Linked DNA regions of Homo sapiens: region 2 is linked to region 1. Evidence: read pairs that join two places in POLR2A ChIA-PET (ENCODE). Cell type or tissue: GM12878. All regions are shown on one strand.

Region 1 (8,000 bases):
TAACCAACCATAAATACAGTAATGATTGTATATTTCAAGTCAGTCTTCCAAAATAAGAAATTTTTGCTGTGTCAGTCTAAGAATGGTGTTTCTTAAATGCAAAGGAGAAATCATTTTAGGCTTGATGTAAGAAAATGAAAATAATAAATGGTGCAATAAAAATATAGAATATACCAATTGGATATAGGGTAGATGTTCCACATACCTGGCAAACAAATGCTTATATCTACTCTGTTAGATTGATAAGCAAATATAGGTATTAATGGAGCAGTCAACGTATAGCACATTTATGAGGAAAGTAGAGACTCACTGGGTCACATAGACTAATGGATAGGAATGTGACATAATGCTGCTGAATTAATATACTTATGGGCATCTGAATAGTTTAAAAGTTAGTCAGAATAGGTATCACTGGGCAAGTGAAGATAGCTTAAACTGCTTCATGCTTGACTTGATAGCAAGTTAAAGTGCAATTAATGGAATGGAGGAAAACCCAGAATATTTAATTGGTCTGTAGGGGTCAATTTGCTTTCATTCACCACATCTGCATCTTGCTGTTCTTCTTACTAAGGAATCAGGGCAAATCATCTGTAGTGACATATTTTAGTTTGCTAATCATTTATTTTAAAATACTGAGGTTGCAGCCACTTAAGAGTATAGCAAAAGATGGATTCAGATTTTTGGACTTTCCAAAGTACTTGAGTTAAACTATTTCAAAAATAGCCTATAATTTTATTCAACAGTTTGAGGCTATTCGAATTCTCAGGTGCTGCTACTGAATAATGTAATAGTCTTCATACAAAGTGGATAGCAAAGGTTAAAATCCATTTCAACAAATATGTGAGCTGAGCTGCTGCACAAAGGAATGTGATGTGTGTGTGTGTGTGTGTGTGTGTGTGTGTTAGGTGGGGTGGGTGACAACAGAAATGGTGCACGAGAAACTGATCAAATTGACATTATATTTTCAGTTTGCTTATGAAGCTCAAAATACTAGAGTAAATGGGTCATTAAAGAAAATAATATGTGAAATTATGGAGTTTAGAATACAAGTGGGGTATATATACAAAAAGACAAAACTGAGGTTTTGTGGTGGAGAGATTTTCTTAAGTAACACTGGCATTAAGTTTTAGCTCCTTAGATTTGGGGGTGCAAATATTCTTTTGAGTCACTGTTATTTTGCCAATTACACCTAGAATTTCAAGCAACCAATTCGAGATAGGCTGTTTTAGCCAGGCTGCATTTGTGGACAACTTATGTAAGAAAGACATGTTAGAATAGCTGCTTGTGGTATTCTTAAAAATAGAAACAGGAAATATGGGGAGGATACATTTAGCTGTCCTCTTATCAGATGAACACACGAAATTGAACAGTTCCTTCATGATTCTCTCAAACTTAAAAGCAAAATATTTCTGTCTTATTTAAAATATCCTTAGTATGTCTTATAGTAAAGATAATGCTGATAATGATTTCATCTCTAAGATGTATTAATATATTTGTACTGTTTGCCAAAATCACAAATCATTTATGTTTTTATTCCTTTTCAAAATGGTGTCAGAGACATACATGCATTTTCCCAAATGACTCTACTTCACTATTATTTACATGGCTTATTTCATTAGTTTATAGAGGGTTTGAGAAAAAGAATATGTAGATAATTTAATGGTTTTTCACAAATTTTAAGCTTGTGATTGTGCTCAATGAGAAGGTAAAGTTATTAAAACTTATTTGAAATCAATTTGGCATCTGATTTTGTACCCCAAAATGTGTGGACATGAATAGAATACTGATTCTTAAACCCCCTGACACATAAAAGCGACCCGAATAACTTGCTAAACTGCAGACTATTAACTTGCAGCACTAAGAAATTCTGATTCAGGAGGTCTAGAAAATGGCTCTTTAATCATCATCTTTAAAAGACATGCCAACCAATTTTAATATGTTTCCCAGTGTCCACAATTTGAGAAAACTAGTAGAGGCTAGGTTTGGTATATGTGGTTTATTTGATCAGTTTTGTGCACCAACCAAAACTATCTAGTCCCCAGAATGAATTCTCTGGCGCGATCATATCTATTTTGCTAAATATATAAACTTTTTTCAGAGCACTTTTAGGTTCAGCAAAGCTAAGCGGTGAGCATTGAGAGTTTCTATACCGTCTTCCCCCACACATGCACAGTTTCTCCCATCATCAACATCCTGTACTTCAGTGGTGCCTTTGTTACAATCAGTAACTAGAATTGACATGTCATTATCAACCAAAGTTCATGGGTTACATGAGGGTTCACACTTGCAGTTCTTTGGGTTTTGACATGTATAATGACTTGTATCCACCATTATAGTGATTTACAGAATAGTTTCACTGTCCTAAAAATCCTCTGTGCTCTACTCATTTATCACTCCCTCCAAGCCCCTGACAACCACTGCCTCTATTGCTTTGCCTTTTCCAGAGTGCCGTACAGTTGGCATCATGCCCCATGTAGCCTTTTCAGATTTGCTTCTTTCACTTAGTAATATGCATTTAAGTTTCCCCCATGTCTTATCATGGCTTGATAGTTCATTTCTTTTTAATGGTGAATAATATTCCACTGTCAGAATGTACCACAGTTTATCTGTTCATCTACTGAAGGACATTTTTGTTGCTTCCAAGTTTTGACAATTATGAATAAAACTGCTCTAAACATTTGTGTGCAGGGTTTTAGAAAAACTTCAATTTGAAATTCAGGGGTACATGGGCAGATTTGTTATACAGGTAAACCAGTGTCATGGAAAGTTTGTTGTATAGATTATTTTATCACCCAAGTATTAAGCCTATTAGTACCCATTAGTTATTTTATCTGATCTTCTCCCTCCTCCCACTCTCCACCCTCTAGTGGGCCTTAATGTCTGTTGTTCCCCTCTATATTTCCATGTGTTCTCATCATTTAGCTCCCACTTATTTTTTTTTTAATTTTTTATTTTTTTTTTTGAGACGGAGTCTCGCTCTGTCCCCCAGGCTGGAGTGCAGTGGCGTGATCTCGGCTCACTGCAAGCTCTGCCTCCCGGGTTCACGCCATTCTCCTGCCTCAGCCTCCCGAGTAGCTGGGACTACAGGCACCCGCCACCACGCTTGGCTAATTTTCTAATTTTTTTTTGTATTTTTTAGTAGAGACGGGGTTTCACCCTGTTAGCCAGGATGGTCTCGATCTCCTGACCTTGTGATCCGCCCACCTTGGCCTCCCAAAGTGCTGGGATTACAGGCTTGAGCCACTGCGCCCGGCCATTTAGCTCCCACTTATAAGTGAGAACATGCAATAGTCTTTAGTTTGCTAAGGGTAATGGCTTCTAGTTCCATCGATGTTCCTGAAAAGGACATGATCTCATTCTTTTTCATGGCTGCATAGTGTTTCATGGTGTATATGTACCACATTTTCTTTATCCAGTCTTCCATTAATGGACATTTGGTTGATTCCATGCTTTGCTATTGTGAGTAGTGCTACAGTGAACATAAGCATGTATTTGTCTTTAAAACAGAACAATTTATATTCCTTTGGATATATACCCAGTAATGGGATTGCTGGGTCAAATGGTAGTTCTGTTTTCAGCTCTTTGAGGAATTGCCACACTGCTTTCCACAATGGTTAAACTAATTTACACTCTCACCAACAGTGTATAAGTGTTCCCTTTTCTTCGCAACCTCACCAGTGTCTTATTTTTTGACTTTTTAATAGTAGCCATTCTGACAGGTGTGAGACAGCATTGTTATGGTTATGACTCACATTTCAATTTTCAACTCCTTTGGGTAAATACCAAGGAGGATGATGGCTGGATTGTATGGTAAGAGTATGTTGAGTTTTGTAAGAAATTGTCAAAATATCTTCCAAAGTAACTGTACCATTTTGTATTTTCACCGGCAATAAATGAGACTTACTGTTATTTCACATCCTAACCAGCATTTAGTGTTGTCAGTGTTTTGGAATTTTGCCATTCGAATAGGTGTGTAGTGGTATCTCATTATTTTAATTTGGAATTCCCTAATGACATACACTGTTGTGCATCTTTTCATATAGTTATTTGTAATCCATGTATCCTCTTTAGTGAGGTGTCTGTTCAGATCTTTTGCCCATTGTTTAACTGGGTTGTTCATTTTCTTGTTGAATTTTAAGAGTTCTCTGTATAGTTTTGATAACAACCTTTATCAAATATGTCTCTTTTTCTAGATTGCATGTAGTCTTTTTTTTTTTCTTTTTTAAATTTTAGATTCAAGGGGTATATGTGCATGTTTGTTACATGGGTATTACATGTATAATGGTGAGTGTTGGGCTTGTAGTATACCCATCACCAAAACACTGGGCATTGTATCCAGTAGGAATTTTTCAACCCTCAGCTCCTCCCCACTATCTCCACAGTCTCCAGGGTCTATTTTCTCCATCTTTACATCCATGTGTGCCATTTGTTTAGCTCCCACTGGCAAACAATTTATTTCAGTATGTGGCTTCTCTTCCTCTCAGTATAATTCATAGCACTTATTTCTTATTATGTTTCCTATAATATTAGACTGTGGGCTTCTTATGAGCAAGGACTATGTCACATTCTTCCTCAGTTTTTTAGCTCAGTGTTTGGCGCATATTATGATTAAATAATGTTTAATTAATGAATGACTGTGTTTGCAAAGTGAGTCATCTACTCTCTTGATACTCAAAAGATGGCCCTCAAATCAGTAACATGGGAATCCTTTGGGAGCTTGTTAGTATGTAGAATCTCAGCCTTCACATGCTAAATAAGTATCGACATTTTAGCAAGATCTTCAGATAATCAGTATGCACTTTGATGTTTGTGAATCTTGTGTTCCACTTAACCTTTATGAACCCATCTTTCCCCACCCAAAGTCAGGTGTGGTAGGACTCCAAGTCACATTTATAGGATAGACTAATTTAGAAAGTTCTATTTTAGGCAGAAACAGGAAAGGCCACAAAGTAAAAATGACAAGTGAGAGAGCACAGTACTATTTTATAGAAGTTTTGCTAAACCTGAGAACATGAGAACTGAAAGTCCTGTGCTAGAAATCAACTTACAGTTTCAAAAATAAGTTCTGTGGGTTAATCTTTAAAATCAGGCCCTTATTTTGAAGTTGGTCAGGTGAAACATTCCATGGCAATTGTTTTATCTGCACCCAATTTATAACCACCTATTAGCACCTACCAGTTTGCTAGGTTCTGAGGTTAGTATGGTTGAGAAAGATTTCATTCCTGCCTGACACTGCTTATGGTATAGATGAAGAAGTAGAAGTTAAACAAAAAATTATAATCTCATTGTTGAATTCTGTTGTGGAGATAGGTGCAAAATGTTGTGAAAACACCATCGAATATTAAGTTTCTTGAGTATAAGAACTATGTATATTGTTCACTGTAGTAGAGTTCATGTTTCTGAGACTGAGGGTTTTGAGGGAACCCTAAATAATCACATTCTTCTGGCTCTACAGATTGTTAGCCAACTGAAAAATGGAAGAGTCAGATTGGGGATAATATTAATAATAAAGATGGATTGACAAGCACAGCTTGGGCCCCAAACCAAAATGTGTTTCCTACCCATTCCCCCATCTAAACTTGCTTGACTTTGGGACCCCTTTATAGGAGAGTTATGTCTACAGAAAGATACCTAGCCAGTCATGTGGGGAATGTCAGCCTGCTTCAAGTTTCCTTGATTGCAGATGAGGGTCAGAGATATAACTACAACCTCCTTGCCTTTGATGCAAGACGTTCTTTCAGAGGTTAATGTGGTTAAAAGGGTGAGAAGCTCTGCCCATCACACCAGTATGTTAAATCAATCCTCTTTCTGTAAGGAGAAGCCTGCAAGAGGGCAGATCATAGGAGGACCTTATATCAAAGCTAAAGTGAGAACATGAGGAAAGAGAAACAATGACTTTTTCCTAGATTGGGAATATGGTAAGTAATTGCTGAATGTTAAATTACTGAACTGAATGAATTAAAAACAAGAAACAACTACTTCTTTCAGGGAAGTCAAAAAATGTCATTTGTGCCTTCTCTTAGAGCCAGAAAAAAGGGAGGAGAGAATTTTAAGTGCAGAAAAGAGCCATTCAAAACAGGATGGCACATTCTGAGATTGTTGGCCAGGCAGCCAGTGGCTGTAGAGTAGGTTATGGGGAGGGAATTACAAAATATAACACCAATTTTGGTTGTAATTGCCACTTAAATACAATGTAGGTAGCCAAAGTTCTTTCCTGTATATTATACAAAACATTGTGAAAGATCTATTGGCAACGATTTTCTCTTTAAGCTTCTTGGCTATCACAGATGTGCACAACTGACATGCTGATAAAGGCATAAAATTTATTTTTATTTTAGACAATGTTATTAAAACTTATCCAAGTCTTATGTTTAACAGTTGATAAATGATTTTATTTGGGGTTAAATACAAGGAAGAACAGTATTGAGTAGAATTTTAGCAAACCCTATGAGGTCACAACCAAATAGAGGTTAGAAACCTCAAACTTTCTTATTTGCCATTGACAATCTACCTTAAAACAATTAAAAATGTTAGCTCCAAACTGGATAATGACAGACTGCGTTGTTCTTTAAACTTTTGGAAATGTGTGTTTTCTTTGAATAGTATGCTATAATGTGATTGGACAACATATGATTCCTAAGTTTATTTGAATAATATTGGTGTTTATTATGCATCTTTCAAAAAAAAAGTTAAAAAGTTCAAATTAAGAAGTATTATAGTCAATCTCTTCCAAGGAAGTATTCCAAGTAATAGTGGAGCTGGCCCACAGATTGACTAACTGCTATATGAAATTGAGACCTATGCTTTAGGGCTTTCTATGGCTCGTAATCATATATTTATAAGCACTCCACAATATTTTACCTCTTGTAATTCTTGATGATCCCTTGACAATAATAAAATGTTTATAACAATTGATATCTACCATTTATTTATTGCTTGTCTATGTGCCAAACACTGCTCTAAGTCTTTTAAATGTACAACTTGTTTAATTCTCACAGTCACCTTATGAAGTAAGCGGTTATCATTCTCATTCTACTGATCAGGAAACTGAGGCACACAGTCATCAAGTAACTTGTCCAAGTTCTCATCACTAATAAGTGATAGAAACTAAATCCCAACCTAGTAATCTGATTCCAGAACCTATGTTCTTACCACAGCACCAACTTGAGGAGCAATGGAGAAGAATTTGGGATTGTTCTAGACTCTGTAGTATGCATAAGAAAGCCTTGGATCTGTGCTGAAACCATCTCAGGATTGTCTCATTAAGCCCTGCTTAAGAGTGGTGATGCTTGCAATTGCCCAGTTATCAGCGTTGGGCCATCAGTAGAAGGAAGGAATTGAACTAGGCAAAAATATGGCACTACATTGGAGAAATAATACGCTCATGGCAAGGACAGAGTACAAGATGGTCATCAGGTTGACTATGCACAGGAGGAGACAAAAATGAGCAGTCTACAATCAGGAGGTCAGGAATCTAAATGACAATGTCCAGAGATTAGACAAGTAGTATGAGAAACTAGCACAGAGCCCAACAGCATGAAAAAGGCTGGATTCTGAGCCAACTGCATTTTAATGCAGGAGTCTCTAACATAATTCCCCTTCAGACTGTGTCCTAGACTGAGATGGGCTTAAATCTCCAGATAAAAACAAGTATTCAGATTTGTCAGGAGAAGAGAATTGAAGAATTAGAGAATCTAGAGGTTCCTAACAACAGTGATGGGAGAAGTTATGGAGCTTAGGCAGACCTGACATATTTCACCACAGCTCCCTGCCCCTGGAGAAGCATCGATATGTTGGAAAAACAGGAGAAACAGTGACAAAGTCAAAGAAAGAAGAGACTCAAGGACTTAGGAATAAACCATTGAACCAAAATTGCAGTTAAGGGTAAGTTTCGTCATCTGTAAGCTAAAAATGCACCTTAGTGGTCTTGGGAAAACCAGAGTGTCTTCCATTTGTTAAAACCCACATATCACACAAAATGTCCTAGTTTTAAACTCTTT
Region 2 (8,000 bases), 98 kb after region 1:
AAAGGAGATACTAGTGTTCTTGCTTAGCAAAGTAAGATATGAGTATTTTTTAAACTTTGGATTATAAGATTTTCAAACATACACCAAAATAAAGAGGAGAATATAAAGGCATCAATTTCAACAACGATCGATGTATGCCAATTTTATTCCCTATCATCCATACCCAAAATATCATAGCATTACATCTGTAATTATGTAGAATCAAAATATAAATTGAATTATAATAAACATATTTCTGGCTGGGCACAGTGGCTCACACCTGTAATCCCAGCACTTTGGGAGGCCGAGGCAGGTGGATCACTTGAGGTCAGGAGTTCAAGACCAGCCTGGCCGACATGGCAAAACCCCGTCTCTACTGAAAATACAAAAATTAGCTGGGTGTGGTGGCACACGCCTGTAATCCCGACTACTCGGAAGGCTGAGGCAGGAGAATCACTTGAACCTGGGAGACAGAGGTTTCAGTGAGCCAAGATCGTGCCACTGCACTGCAGCCTGGGCAACAAGAGTGAGGCTCTGTAAGAAAGGGAAAGAAAGAAAGAAAAAGAAAGAAAGAAAGAGAAAAAAGAAAAAAGAAGGAAAGGAAAGAAGGAAGAGAAAGAAGAAAACAACAAATAACATATTTCTGAATTTCATTTTCTATTCATGATAGTACTTCATGAATTTCCACAAGTCATTTCTAAATAATACATGCAGGTAGATTTATTTCGTCCTTTATTAAATATTTAATTTCTTCAGAACCAGGATTTTTAGTAGTGTCTTCCTCTGCAAATACCTCTCAGGACCCAGTACAGTGAGATGCCTAAAATGGTGCTTGATAAATGCTATCTATTGTGAGACACATGCTGTTGTTCTGATCAACATAACTGCTACTGGCAGAAACACATAATCTAATGATGAGAAATGCAGTGTCACTTTCTAATGAAAACCACTCATTAAAACATAAAGTTTATGACAAGAAAATTATATATTTATTTGGTATAAAATTATCACAACCTTCACCTAATAATATCAGCACCTCTATTCCATCTCTTGGTTAAATAAATGAAACAAAAATGGTGATCCAATCATGTAAAGTTACTTGTTTTCTTTCTTTTCATCTTTTCACCACTGTTGAAATGTTCTCTCCAATATATTTAGCTTTTGAAACTTCATGAGAGTGAATGGAAATTCATTCAAATCTGGCTTTGTAATGAGTGGTTCATGGTTTTTGGTTTGTTATTTTTAACCTGACGTATCTGGAAACGTTCCCCTCCCCAGACTTGTTTATTGGCTCTCCTGCTCTCTCTCCTCAAGATCCAAAGCTAAAAAACATGCTGTTGAAAACAAAACAACTCTAGCCAAGGGAAATCTATGCAATGGAAAAGGGATTCTCCAGAATAAAGTGTAACCTCAAAACTGTGCATATTATCTCTCAAACAGGATGAGTACCTTCTCACTGCCAAAGTAGTTGGAGGGACATCAAACACCAGTGATGGGAACACTGAACCTCACATAAGGTAAAGCGATTCAGGAAAGTTTTGGTAAGCTCTCAGGTCCTGAATATAGATATATAAACTTAGGAAATGGTTTTCTCTGCTGAGCGGTTTCCTCAGGAGATTGGTTCCAGGACCTCCATGGATACCTAAATCTGCAGATGCTCAAGTTCCTAATATAAAAGGGCATAGTATATTCATATCACCTATGCACATTTTCCCACATACTTTAAATCATCTCTAGATTACTTATAAACCTATTACAATGTAAATATTATACAAATAGTTGTTATACTGTATTGTTTTTAAATTTGTATTATTTTTATTCTTGTTTTTTTTTTCAGATATTTTTTATCCGTGATTGGTTGACTCCACAAATGTGGAACCCACAGATAGGGAGGGCTGAATGTATTTGCAATATTGTCTCTGATTTATTAGAAAATAAACTAACATGTATACAAGTTACTGAGCTAAACACAACCAGATCCAGAATCATGTGGTAATTGAAATGCTTCACCTGAGCAGCTGGGCTTCAGTGCCTCTGTAACTGCACTGGAACATAAAAGCTACTCCTAGAAACACACAACTCTCTCTCTTTTTGAGTTTCAAATTTCTGAGATAAGTGTCCCACTATCTAGACTAATATGAGTCCGGTTAAAAGTATTAAAGTATCTTTGGGGTATCTATGGAGTGTTTTTCAGGGGAAAAGTCATATGAGCCATGCAGGTACCTGCAGAAAGAACATTCCAGGCAGAGAGAAGAGGAAATGCCAAGGCTCTGAGATGGAAACATGTCTGAAATGTTGGTGAAATAGCCGGCAGACTAGTGATCAGGAGAGAGAGTAGGAGGTGACTTCAGAGATTATCAGTGAGCCCATTGTCTAGAGCCTTATAGCCCACGTAAAGACTTTGGCTTGTATTCTAGGTGAGATGGGAAGCACTTGGAAATTTTAGGCAGGAGAATTATGTGATTTGACTTGACATATTTTAGAACAGTTATGTTTCGAATAGACTGAAAGAGGAAGAACACGGAAGCATGAAGATTAATTAGAAAGCAATAACAATGATCTAGGAAACAAATAATAATGGTTTGGGTCAGGTGTAAGAATGGAGGTAGGAGCTGGATTCTGAATATAAGTACAGAACAAATAGGTTACGCTGGCAAGTAAGATTGAGATAAATCACTGCAGGGTGGGCAGAAAAGAGAGTTCACTAGACAGGAAGCTGGGATTTCTGAGTTGGAGTTTTGGCCAAAAACACATTTACAATGCTACTGGAAGAAAGTCGCTGAAAAGTATGAAAGTCACTGAAAAGTATGAAGTCACTGAAAAGTATGATTTTTCACACCTACAAAAATGGGGTTAATTACCTTCAGGACCTCACAAGACAAATGATTATGACATCTGTGTAAATGTTGGTTTGCTTGGATTGAGTCACTGCTCTATGTGACTTTGTGCAAGTGAATTATTAGCCTGAGCAACTGTGGAGGGAAGGATGAAATCAAATCTGGAATATTTTGAGAACAAACAAAAAATAAAAATATCACCGCTGTGAAGAAATAATTTAAGAAGCTTTATTTTAAAAGGCAAAGGCCGAGCAAAGTCACTCACCTCTTTAATCCCAGACAGGAGGATTTCTTGAAGCCAGGAATTTGAGACAAGCCTGGGCATCATAGTGAGACCTTATCTCAACAAAAAATAAAAAGTTAGCTAGGCATGGTGATGTGTGCCTGTAGTCCTAGCTACTCAGGAGTATGAGGCAGGAGGATCGCTTGAACCCAGGATTTCAAGGCTGCAGTGAGCTATGATGGCACCACTGCACTCCAGCCTGGGTGACACAGTGAGACCCTGTCTCTACAACAAAAATTAAATAAAATACTCTTTCTGAGCTCAGAATAGCCATAGAAGAAAGTTCAAAAAAATTATTTTAATCAAAGCCTTATGATTCCTAGTAGTAATATGGATTTTGTACTCTTTGAACCTAGATTTATGAATTGTTATCAAGGCACGGATTGAGGAATACAAACCAAAAAGAAAACATAAAATGACAAAAAAACCCCTTCATTTGCAGTTTCAGTTTCAGTTAAACACAACAGTCTTCTTCTGTTTTCTCCTCTCTCTAAGCAGGTTTGCACTACTCTGGAATTTTTCTGAATTTTTACTAAGAAGAGAAATACATGACTGAGTTATTCTAAGGGACTCAAAAGTTTACAACTTTCCCAATCTGCTTAAATATGCAAAGCCCAAGCTACCTCTTTCTAATTCACAAATACAAAAAAGCACCCATAGTTGAAAGTTTAGGATAAGTATGGAAGGGTTGGTGAGCAGCCAGCCAGGGTGAGAGGGCAGGAGACATAGAGGAGAAAGCAAGGCTGTGGTGTTCCACATGGAGCCACCTTCTCAGCAGAGAGGCATGCTCTCAATTACCCTTTCCTTCTCCCCTTTATTTCTCTATAACCTCCCAAGTCTTCCCCATAAAACATACCTATCCTAAGTCCAAGTATCTCAACATCCTGAAAAGTAACTGAAAAGCCATTTAATAAGCCAATTTAAATTGAATTATTAACAATAGATAAAAATTAGTCTTTGAGCTTTCTCTGCATTTTGAGGAGGAGCTCCCAGTAATACAATGGCCTAAAGTCCTGGTTAAAAGGTGAAATGCTTAGGTACCATGAAGATAGATGTTTAGCAAGGAGTTCCTTTGAGAAAGACTCATGAAATCTTCCCATAAGGTGGTTTTCTTCTTTGCCAATACTTTAAAACAGTAGTCTTTAGCATTGTCCCTAAGACCATCTCAGGGGGTCCACATAATCAAAAAATTATTGTCATGATAACACCAATAAATTATTTGACTTTTTCACTCTCATTCTCTAATAAATGTGCTCTGAAGTCTTCCAGAAGCTATATGATGTTTGATGTTGGCATCACTCTGATGGCTAATAGGATATATGGTTACACATTTTTGTATTTAAATTTTATCAGTTTTAATTTCAAATATGATAAATATCAACAGATATAATTCACATTACAGAAAAAGCTCTTTGGGATCCTCAATGATGTTTTCAAATGCATAAAGGGGTCCTAAGACCAAAATGTTTAAGAACTGTTGCATTAAGTCATCCTGCCTGATCTAGTACCAATTTAGCAGAGATACTAGAAATACAGCAAAATACAAGGGGTTGGTTCCCACTAAATTCAAAACTATGTGAGCTAATCTGTCTGCAAAGGTTGGTATCTAAAAGCAAAATCAAAAGAACACATATAAAGAAGTGCTGCAGAACTGACAGGGTCATGTCAAAAGGACATAGGCACCAACTCAAAGGAGCTCACACCGGCCAGACATCTGATTTGTGTTTTTGTGATTAGTCAGAAACACCAGCTTATCTTTTTTTTTTTTTTTTTTTTTTTGAGACCGAGTCTCGCTCTGTTGCCCAGGCTGGAGTGCAGTGGCGCTATCTCGGCTCACTGCAAGCTCCGCCTCCTGGGTTCACGCCATTCTCCTGCCTCAGCCTCCCGAGTAGCTGGGACTATAGGCGCCCGGCTAATTTTTTGTATTTTTAGTAGAGACGGGGTTTCACCGTGTTAGCCAGGATGGTCTCGATCTCCTGACCTCGAGATCCGCCCGCCTCGGCCTCCCAAAGTACTGGGATTGCAGGCTTGAGCCACCGCGCCCAGCCCAGCTCATCTTTTAGGAGGGGAAAGATAGAGAGGAGGGGAGGGTTTTACATATGATGGGAAAAGACAAGGATTATCATTCATTTCCACATTTCCCAAGAGAATATCATAAGCCAAATATTTGGAGTCAACACTTTTAATTGTTCAATATTTTACTACAAATATAAGAAACAATACAGAATTAAATAACACATGAAAATCTTGCTATATATATATATAAATATCCAATTTAACAGCGAAAACAACTTACACTTTAATTCCTAGGCCACTGGATAGACACAGACAAAGCAGAAGATACTGAAAAAGCAACTAATTATGGTTATTAAAGATTCAACATCATTCCACTAGCTGGAACAATATCTTTAGAACAAAGGGATTGTATGCTCATATTTGCCTCCTCTGCTATTGGGAAAAGTTAACGCATGGAAAAAGAAGCCAGCAGAGACAAAGCATATGAATTGGCTGACTGCTATACAGGAAATCTCCTAAACATCTGTTTTCATAATGTATTTTCATTATATGAGGCTGAATTTAGAATGACGTAAAATAGGGCTGGGTCATGTTATAAGACAAATGGACAGGGAGGGCATGCTTCTCAAAAAATGTGAGCTATTGTCTAAGACTAACAATATTTATCTAGCTATAAAAATAAGTTAAATGAATAAGTTAAGATTGCCAATGTTACTTCACAATAAATTCAGTCCTATTTGTGTTGGAGTAAATCTCATAGAAGCACATGAAGAACAGCAGTGAAACCAAGGATTCTAGCAAGGCCAGCTATTAGCAAAGCAGTAAGCAGGAACTGGACTAGATACCAAATGATGGGGAAACAGACTCATAGACCTAAGAACATAGGAAGAAGAGATGTAACATCAACAGAAAGGCAAAAGGTAAGCTCTCTGTATTCTTTCTTCTCTCTCTCTTTCAATTCTTCCCCCTTTGCTTATTCCCTTTTTTTTTCTGGAATTACATTTTAAATTAAGTTTTAGAGCTATGTGGTAAATTATTTGGTCCAATTCCTTTATACTTTGGATGAGGTAAAGTGACTAACAGAGGTCCCCACCAGTAGGAGCCCAAGTCAGTCTGTGAGCTCAGTGCTCCTGATACTAACTAAGTCCAGTGCCCTTTCAACCACATAACATGGCATTGCTTTACAAAATCAAGTCCTACAACAGACCTGAGAGGTAAACTGACTTCCTCTTGGGATTCAAACACTGAGTAGCTCAGATGGCAGTAAAAAGTCGTGGGATCCTTAAGGCTTTCGCTCCCACCTCTTTTGCTCTTTCAGGTCCTTTGGAGAATGGCCCCTTTTCCTCCTGCTTTTCTCTTGTGTCAAATTCAAGTAGACCAGGGAATCACTTTCAGGGTGCTGTGTGACTTATTTAGGGCTCTGGATAAAAGAAAAACAAGGTATTAACTTTGGACACTTGTAAATTCTATCATAATACATTTTAAGAAGATAAATAATAGAGAGATTAAGAAACACAGAGTTATTCTAGTGTATATTCATTGGCAAAGATAAAGAAGTAGACATTTCTGACCCAGTATGGTGTGAGGGGACTATGACTCTTTACAAGAACAAAAGTAGGCTGGATGCAGTGGCTTGTGGCTGTAAGCCCAGTGTTTTAGGAGGCCGAGGCGGGAGGATCATTTGAGCCCAGAAGTTCAAGACCAGTCTGGGCAACATAGTAAGACCTTGTCTCTACAAAAAATAAAAATAAAAAAAAAAATAGCTGGACATGGTGGCATGCACCTGTAGTCCCAGCTACTCAGGAGGCTGAGGCGTGAGGATAACTTGAGCTCAGGAGATTGGGGCTGCAGTGAGCTATGATCTCACCACCGCACTCCAGCCCCAGGCAATATAGCAAGACACTATCTCTAAAAACAACAAAACAACAACAACCAAAAACAAAAACAAAACTGAAGCAAAAATAAAAGGGCATACGTAATCCTAGGAAATAATGGTTTAGAAAATCACCTAAGACTACAAGTAAAGGAATATGTTCAAAAATTCCAAATGATCAAAATGTATTCTATTTGTAAGCTTTGTTTCTGATGGATAATAACTCACTGGATGTCAGGGTAGAAATGGTCACGAAGTAGAGGCCTTTCCAAGGGCTAGTGGCTTTCTGGCACATACTGGGAGCCTGGAAACCTCTCAAGGCACATAGACGATGAAGTAAAAGACTTGGAATTTTATCTTGGCACCACCTCTCACTCTCTGTGTAATCTTAGGTAATTGTTTACCAGAACCTGCAAAGTTCTGCACATTTTAGATCCTGCCCAATATTTCTAACATCAGATATCAATGGACCATGGAAAGACCATCTTCTCCCAACATGGCTCAATATTTTTCAATTTCAATAGTAAAAACGAATTACTAGAAAAATGACATAAAATAACATAATTCATTTTTAAATTATCAGATTTAACAGATATAAAATTACTGTCAAATTCTTATCATAGAGTGTAAGCATTTTTTCTCAGTTATGTACTTATTTTACTTCAGACTAGTAAAGAACACTTCTTGGATGGGCAACCATCCTCAGACCATATTGGGAGTAACACTGCTCTAAAATATATACATATATATATATATTTTTTTTAGATGAAGTCTCACTGTGTCAACCAAGCTAGAGTGCAGTGGCGCAATCTCTGCTCCCTGTAACCTCCACCTCCTAGGTTCAAGTGATTCTCCTGCCTCAGCCTCCTGAGTAGCTGGGAGTACAGGCACATGCCACTATGCCCGGCTAATTTTCATATTTTCAGTAGAGATGGGGTTTCACTATGTTGGCCAGGCTGGTCTTGAACTCCTGACCTCAGGTGATCTGCCTGCCTCAGCCTCCCAAAGTGCT

The links. Peaks named below come from ENCODE experiments on the same cell type or tissue, not always from the same donor. Only the 100,000 strongest peaks of a DNase experiment are listed, where the experiment ranks them.
Region 2: POLR2A ChIA-PET joins it to region 1 with 5 read pairs; 3 of 35 experiments call an interaction of 5 or more read pairs at or near these places.

What each region holds. Positions count from the first base shown.
Region 1 is chr3:112,457,701-112,465,700 of GRCh38, reverse strand. It overlaps BTLA (B and T lymphocyte associated), which reads left to right. Exons shown (of 5, transcript NM_181780.4): 5 at 1-1,735. Among named protein-coding and RNA genes, the nearest start is that of BTLA, 38 kb to the left of the region's middle. RefSeq lists an enhancer at 2,047-2,186. In GM12878, no CTCF peak of the experiment used is centred here; DNase peaks (open chromatin) are centred at 1,210, 2,219, 4,910 and 5,710; H3K4me3 peaks cover 3,963 bases; H3K27ac peaks cover 7,534 bases.
Region 2 is chr3:112,360,078-112,368,077 of GRCh38, reverse strand. CD200 (CD200 molecule) reads right to left here. Exons shown (of 6, transcript NM_005944.7): 6 at 5,266-6,535. The coding sequence ends at 6,528. Among named protein-coding and RNA genes, the nearest start is that of CD200, 31 kb to the right of the region's middle. In GM12878, no CTCF peak of the experiment used is centred here; a DNase peak (open chromatin) is centred at 3,580; H3K4me3 peaks cover 770 bases; H3K27ac peaks cover 3,292 bases.